3 separate regions of the Mus musculus genome follow, and regions 1 and 3 are each linked to region 2. Evidence: chromatin loops called from intact Hi-C (ENCODE). Cell type or tissue: heart. All regions are shown on one strand.

The links. A loop is a pair of places that touch in the nucleus more often than their neighbours do. Peaks named below come from ENCODE experiments on the same cell type or tissue, not always from the same donor. Only the 100,000 strongest peaks of a DNase experiment are listed, where the experiment ranks them.
Region 1: it touches region 2 in a loop (1.8-fold over the local background); 5 of 42 quality-filtered maps call a loop at or near these places.
Region 3: a loop joins it to region 2, with 2.2 times the contacts of the local background. A loop is called at or near these places in 5 of 42 quality-filtered maps.

What each region holds. Positions count from the first base shown.
Region 1 is chr3:135,459,242-135,461,741 of GRCm38, reverse strand. It overlaps Ube2d3 (ubiquitin-conjugating enzyme E2D 3), which reads right to left. Exons shown (of 7, transcript NM_001356597.1): 5 at 1,662-1,767. Among named protein-coding and RNA genes, the nearest start is that of Ube2d3, 21 kb to the right of the region's middle. In heart, a CTCF peak has its summit at 1,454 (motif pointing right); no DNase peak of the experiment used is centred here.
Region 2 is chr3:135,580,547-135,583,046 of GRCm38, reverse strand. No RefSeq gene overlaps it. Among named protein-coding and RNA genes, the nearest start is that of Gm46827, 27 kb to the left of the region's middle. In heart, a CTCF peak has its summit at 1,019 (motif pointing right); DNase peaks (open chromatin) are centred at 1,056, 1,386 and 2,416; H3K27ac peaks cover 1,055 bases.
Region 3 is chr3:135,450,878-135,453,377 of GRCm38, reverse strand. All of the region lies in intron 1 of Ube2d3 (ubiquitin-conjugating enzyme E2D 3), which reads right to left. Among named protein-coding and RNA genes, the nearest start is that of Ube2d3, 13 kb to the right of the region's middle. In heart, a CTCF peak has its summit at 1,443 (motif pointing left); no DNase peak of the experiment used is centred here.

The sequences.
Region 1 (2,500 bases), 120 kb after region 2:
GGTAAAAAGCTAACAATTATTCCAAGTTTTAAAAATGTTACACTTCAGGATTGAGCCTGAAAATAATAGTTAACACAAATACCCCTAAGATTATAATTACTAGCATTAAAAACATGACTAATATAAAAACATTAATTACCCAAGCCTATAAATTACTAAAAGGCAATCTCATCCTTAAAATGTTTTGCGTACAATTGAATTTGCAGAGTAGAATGTCAAAAAAAGACTTGTCATTCAGAATCCAAAAGAGGACAGGAGGAACTTTCCATCTGGGGTATACCTGGAGATCTAGAATGTGTTAGACTTAACAGTACAAGATCAGTCTTTACGTAACAATCTTTCCCCAAATTCCCTAAGTATTCCACATTTTATTAGACACAGAATGATTATCATAGTTAAGTAATACCCAACTAAAGACAGGTTCAAAATCAGATACAGAAAATCTACACAGATGCTTATTAGAGTAGAAAGCTGTAAATGCTGTAAACCATGCCTGGCTATATTTTCCTATTCTCACCAAAAAGATGGCCCAACAGTTATAGGCACATACTATTTGTATAGAGGACAGTTTTAGTTTCCCAACTCCCACTCTTGGTGCCCCCTCACAACTGTCCTTTAACTACAGCTCCTGGTGATCTAGCATTCTCTTCTGGACTCCAAAACATCTGCATTCACGCGCACATTACCACCCACAAACAGTTTAGCACCAAAATAAGTTTATTAAAATTAATTTGGAGGCTGAAGCAATAGTTCAGTAGGTAAGAGCTCAGGCTAAACAAAAAGACCTGAGTTCAAATCCCCGCCGCCCATGAAAAGCTGTGCGTGCTTGAACCCTAGCATTGGTGGTAAAGTCAGGCAGACACTGAGAGTTACTAAGAACTTCTGGTTTAATGACAGAACCTAGCCAAGTGAAATAAAAGTATACAAGAGGAGTTTAATGACAGAACCTAGCCAAGTGAAATAAAAGTATACAAGAGGAAGATACCTCTGGCTTCTGATATATTACACTAAAAATAAACTGCCATTATGTGAAAAAAAAACTCACTAGGAAAATGCCCTACCAACATATTTTTAACTTTAGACAAAAATCCCTTTAAAATTTATTTTCCCTGATGAAGTATCAACCCAAAACACCCAAACCCACTAACTTTTTTTTCCTTTTTAAAAGATCTCAGTCTAGCCTCAGACTCACTCAGATTAACCAAGGACGATCTTGACTTCAGATCCTCCCGCCCCTATTCCCAAAAGTGCCATTGTTTAGGCATGTGCCACACCTGATTTATAGAACACTGGGGGTGGGGTGGGGGGTGAGTGGGAGAAGATTGAACAGTGAGCTTTGTGCATGCTAGGCAAGCATGTTATACTGAGATACATCCCCAATCTTGCAAGCAACTTTTTTTTTTTAAAAGATTTATTTATTTATTATATGTAAGTACACTGTAGCTGTAGTCAGACGCACCAGAAGAGGGCATCAGATCTCTGTTACAGGTGGTTGTGAGCCACCATGTGGTTGCTGGGATTTGAACTTCGGACCTTTGGAAGAGCAGTCGGGTGCTTACCCCCTGAGCCATCTCACCAGCCCGCAAGCAACTTTTAATTAAAATGTTGGCATAATAAAGTCACAGTAGCTGAAAACTATTATATTGAAATTATCATTTTACCTTTAGAAATAGTTAAAGCAGGAGACCACTGTGATCTTAGAATATCAAGACAAATGCTGCCATTACTGTTAATATTTGGATGATAAATTCTTGTTGTAAATGCAACCTAAAAAAAACAAATCACATGACACAACCTTTAGATGGCTTTTGCAAATGAAAATAAGTATACTTTAAAAAGCAAGGCTTAAAATACTAAGTCTCACCAGTGATCATAGTAATGAGAGAATATAAGGAGACAGGAAAATGTGATCAAAGCACGCATAACCATATAAGGAAATATTTATATATGGGAAATTTCAACAAAATCAATTTTAGGTAATAAAAGCTAGTTTTAAAAAGTTAACATCAGCCTCAGCACGGAAAAAGTAATTAACTTCGCTTTGAAGGTTAACTCTAGTAGTATAGCTTAACTATCAGAAGGCAGGCAATCTGTGAAAGGGAACTTAGGACCCTCAATGTAGGATACAGGCATATATTCAAATTCTATTCCCACTGCTGACACAACAAACTGAGTATAAGCTTTATACCCAAAGGAACTTGACTTTCTTACTACACTGTACTTTTAACATGACTAAAGAGGGTTAGAAAAACACCATAATTTAATACACATTATTTTCTAGTCATTCACATACCATGAATTTGAACTAATAGTTCTGAGAGAAAAAAAAAATCAAGGACTATACGCTCTGAACTCATTACTCTGCTTTAGCCTACAGAATACCAGGATTAAAGGTGTTGTTATAGATCCAGCAACTTAACCTTTAACACTATAGTCACCTAAGTGCATTAAAAGCAACTAGAACATAAGGCAAGTTGACTCTACAGCTTACTTACTAGAC
Region 2 (2,500 bases):
CCCTTTCTACCAAAAATTCCATATGTATGAAAATTTAAACCATACGAATTTTAGACATACCACCAATCTTAGACAAACACCCTTGACATCGAGAAGGCCCTAATCGAGACTTCATTCTGTGATGTAAAAGCAGAGCAGATTCTACCTCTTAGAATGCATCACAAATGAACAGAAACTGGTTAAACAGCAAATTCTGTTTTCCATTACAGTACCCTCTCTCCACCCTAACACACCCTTATTCTGCGTTGGAAACTTTAAGACAAAACTGTCTTGCTTTGGTGTTTCGTAATACTTCCTGGGACAGCCATGCCACCATGCCCCAGCCAGGACTTTCTATGGCTGTTAGCTGTGCGTCTTAAAACATGGTGCTGAAGCCCTTCCCACAGAGAGACACCATTGTTTCCTGGGTTTAGGCTCCTGAGTCCAGGCCACCTGTGGCAAGGCAGGAACGATGCTGAGTGACTTCCGAAACTAGGTCCGAATTTCTGCCAACCTTCCCGGAACTACCTTCTCCTGGAACTCAGTCACCCTGTTCAGAGGGTGCCAAGCAGCCATGAAGAGAAGGCCAGTACAGGTGTTCAGCCAACAGCCTTAACCGAGGTCCTAGCCAAAGCTTGCCAAGCCGACGGCTGCCAGGTGACCCTGCCTAGCCTTTGGGCTGTCTCAGCAGATGCTGACCATAATAGACATGGGCTGTTCTGCTGTTCTCCTCAAATGACAGATTTGAAAGCAAATTAAATACTAGTGGGGGTTTTAAGCCCTGGGTGTAGAGTGGACACCACCATTCTCCAGGCATTTGAAAAGACAGCTTGCCTACCATAAGTTCAGCAGAAAAGATACTGACTGGAGGGACACCAACCAGGCTGCCCGTACCAATATGTAAAATAGCATTTCTCTTCTTTAATAAACAATCCTGGCTCTCTTTTGTTCCAGAAACTTCCCCTTCTTACCAGGTCTCTACGCTAATCCACATGAAGGCAGCCAGAACTGCCTGCCTCTCAATGGAAGGAGAGTCCACCTTCACGCCAGTAGATGGAGATAAACACCAGAGGCAGTACAGGCGGTTGGTCGGTTGGTCGGGTGGGAAGCTACAATGAGCCTGAAAGAAGCTTGCCCTGAAAGCTTTCCTCACAGCAGGCCGCCACTCAAAAATAGCTTCCTCAGAACTTCAGTCAGCTTTTGAGGTTTCTGTACTCTGCAGGCATAACCCAAACCTTTTCAGGATCTGCAGGCCTTTCTTCTTGGGGGTGTGGGGGGAGGGGGAGGAATCCCTGCTGTTGTTCATTTACCCACCTGGGTCCCCTGGGGCAACTCTCTGCGACACAGCAGACACAGCAGTCACCAGTACAGAGTACAGCCCCCAAAGCCTGTTAAGTCTTGGCTAAGAACGCAGAGGGGCAGAAGCCAGCCAGAATGGGCGTCTTTACACGCCAGCCCCTTTCAGTTTCCAACACAGACAAAGAGCTCAGATTTGACCCATTCCCAGAGTCAAACACAGGTCAGCCCCACTCCAAAGACTGTCTTTGAGGATGCTTTCAAAGTCTTTGATGAACAACCGGCTTGTTTTTTTATACCAGCTCTGTGCAAAGATGGAGTCATAATGTGTCAACCCATATGCAGTGTGGTCCCAGAATACCACTAAAAGGACGTATTGCTTGGTAAAGCTGGGCTTGTGGCACATGTCTGTAATGCCAGTGCTCTGGAGGCTGAGGCAGGGGGATCACCATATGTTTGATGCCAACCTGGACTACATAGGGAGGAGACCCTGTCTCCTAAGTAAACGATGGTGGTGATGATGATGATGACAATGATAACGACAACGATGACAATGATAATGTTGAAGATCCCCTTTCCTTTCCCAAAGCAACAGTGTACAACTTAAGTGACAGTATGACTTGAATGAGAAGCATCATGGCATGGGTGGCTTTGTTCTGCAGTGCGCGCGCGCGCACACACACACACACACACACACACCTCTATCTCCCGACCACATGCAAATGTCCCTTATGCATTTCCAATACATTTCTTTCTGTGATCTGGGAACAACCACCTTACATATTAAACAAGCAAATATCTTTAAAAACAGGAGTGCTTCCACTTAAAAAATACTTCCCAATCGTTATTTCCATAACACTCTGAGGTAAATGGGGGGGGAAGGGTTACACCTCCTGCCATAGTCCACAAGACCGTGTGCTGGTGTCTGGCCCTCCCTGGAGAGAGAGGCTGGACTCTCTGTAGAGAGAGAGACTCAGTCATGAGTCTTTACAGCTCAGGCCTCAGCTTCGGTCTGTAACCTCTCACAGGTGCAAGGCGGCCCTGACGGAACAAATCACACGGATGTGCCAGAAGCAACAGCTTGCCAGTCAGGGGCATTGAAGGACATTACTCACAGCTGGCCAAACAGCTGGAAGACAGCACCCGTGAAACCATTTCCTCTAAGAACGCTAAAACCAGACAGAACCGCCCCCAGACAGGGCAGGAGGGGCCTTGAGAGTACATG
Region 3 (2,500 bases), 130 kb after region 2:
GAAGGAATGTGTTAAAAGCCTCCATGTAAATGATGAACTTGAAACATACCTCATACTGAAAATGTATCCTTAACAGTTTTATTTCTCACATAACCAAGCTATTATGATTACAGAACAACACACTATACAGAATGCATACATGTATGCCATTCTACTCAGTGTTCTAGAAATCCAGAGACTTTCTGTTTAGCTTAAGTACTCAATTCAGTACTAATATTCATTTTGTATATTTTAGATACGACTTATTGTATATGATATGATGTACATGAATAAAAAAACTCCTAGATTTCAAGTATGGATACTCTATACATGCCCTACTGTTAAACACTTTAAACCCAAGACCATATATAGTTTTTCATCCCCTTGCCCCCACTTGGGAGGCAGAGGCAGGTGGATTTCTGAGTTTGAGGTCACCACACCCGCTCAGAATTCTTTAACATATGATTAACTCTAAGACTAGCAAGCCTCATTTCCTAATCCTTTTCACACAAGCATTCCACCCCTTAAAGGACACAAAGTTCAATGATACAGAGGTTCAGACGTGAGCCTTATTAGTGTGAAACTTATTCTCCAACCTCTGTGAATGAAAATAACACTTGCTGTTTCTGCTGGCTGTATGGTATGCACCAACCAGGCTTGCTACAGCAATAGCCTATGGACTAAGAAATAAGAAATGTGATGTAATTAGAAATGTGATAAGGCTTATGAGTCAACACTTATGGAAGGCATGATGGTACAATAATTTTAATCTCTTTTTCATAATACTAGTAGTTCTATTATTTCTCTTTAACTGTTGAGATTTTTATGCTTATGTGAAAGAATGGCTGATATGTCAAACATATCAGCAAATACAAATAGTATAATGCCAGACTGTACTAGATGGAATGAAAACAAGGCTGCTGCTTTTTCTCTTGTAACCCTGGAGACAGAACCCACAACTGCTTCACATACCCAAGGCAAGCTCTTTAGCAGCTTACCATGAGCTATATTCTCATCCCAAACACAAAACTGACCATTCAAGAGTATGAAAAAAAAATCTCATTTTATTTCTGTGCATGTATGTGTATCTGCATGAATTGACCTTGGCTTCTACAGAAGCCAGAGGGCAACAGATTCTCTGGAATGGCAGTTATAGGCTGTTGTGAGGCATCTGATATAGGCCTGGGAATGGATTCTAGGCCTTGTGTAAGTGCTCTTAACACCAGAGTCATCTCTAGTCACCAACAATATCCTTTGAAATGAAGGAATTTCAGAAGCACTTTTAAACTGTTGTGGTATCAAAAGTATAAAAAGGCTGGAGAGATGGCTCGGTGGTTAAGAGCACCGACTGCTCTTCCGAAGGTCCTGAGTTCAAATCCCAGCGACCACATGGTGGCTCACAACCATCCGTAATGAGATCTGACGCCCTCTTCTGGTGCATCTGAAGACAGCTACAGTGTACTTAGATATATAATAATAAATAAATTCAAAAAAAATTTTAAAAAAAGCATATACTAAGCAATGCAGCATGAAACATGCTTTTCCCATCCTAATGCTGAGTACAATACAGAGTATCCCACCAAAGTCCATAAGCAATGTTGTTTATTACCTCAGTTTCAAAAGCTTACATGCAAAGTGACAAAGTTCCATTCAGACAAGGATTTGTGTTCTTTAAACTGTTTTTCAGTCTATTCGAAATCTTTAAAACTGCCACTCAACTGGTACAGAAAAATATTCAGTTTTGGAAACTTTTAGTAAACTGAAATCATTTATGTGCACATATGTTTGTACACAGGCATGCGTTTGTGAGCTACCATGTAAATGCTGTGAAACAAAAAATTCTCCTGCAAAAGCAGTGTTCTTAACCATTGAGTGTACCATCCAGCCCCACGGTGGTAACTGTTCTTATATTGTGCTTTGGAAAAGCAACAACAAAAGCCTTTCTTTCCTGTGTTACCCAGATTGGTCTCCTGTGTTTAACTAATCCTCCACCTCAGCATCCTGAAAAGTGACTACAGTTGCGACCCCAATTAAAAATTAGGTTTTAAATATAGCTTTTAAATGCCACTAAAATGACTCTAGTTGTTTTTTTTTTTTTTTTCCTTTGTAGCCCTGGCTGTCCTGGAACTCACTCTGTAGACCAGGTTGGCCTCAAACTCAGAAATCCTCCTGCATCTGCCTCCCAAGTTCTGGGATTAAAGATGTGTGCCACCAGGCCTGGCTTATTTAATATTAAGCAATAGTTGGTTGTGGTGGAAAACATGTGATCTCAGTAGTAAGGTTAAAGTAGGAATATCACTGGAAGTTGAAAGCAAGCAAGACTGCATCAAGACCTGGTTCATAAATGAATGGATCAATTCAACAATGAACTCATGTGGAAAGTAAGGATAACGCTAAAAAGATTTTTGATGTAAAAAAATAAAGCATGAAGTCAGAATTAAATAAATCTGGTTAGCATCTGGGTGAAACAGGCAGGTAGGTAGATCCCACCCAGTTGAGTTATCAGGATATGAAAATCTTA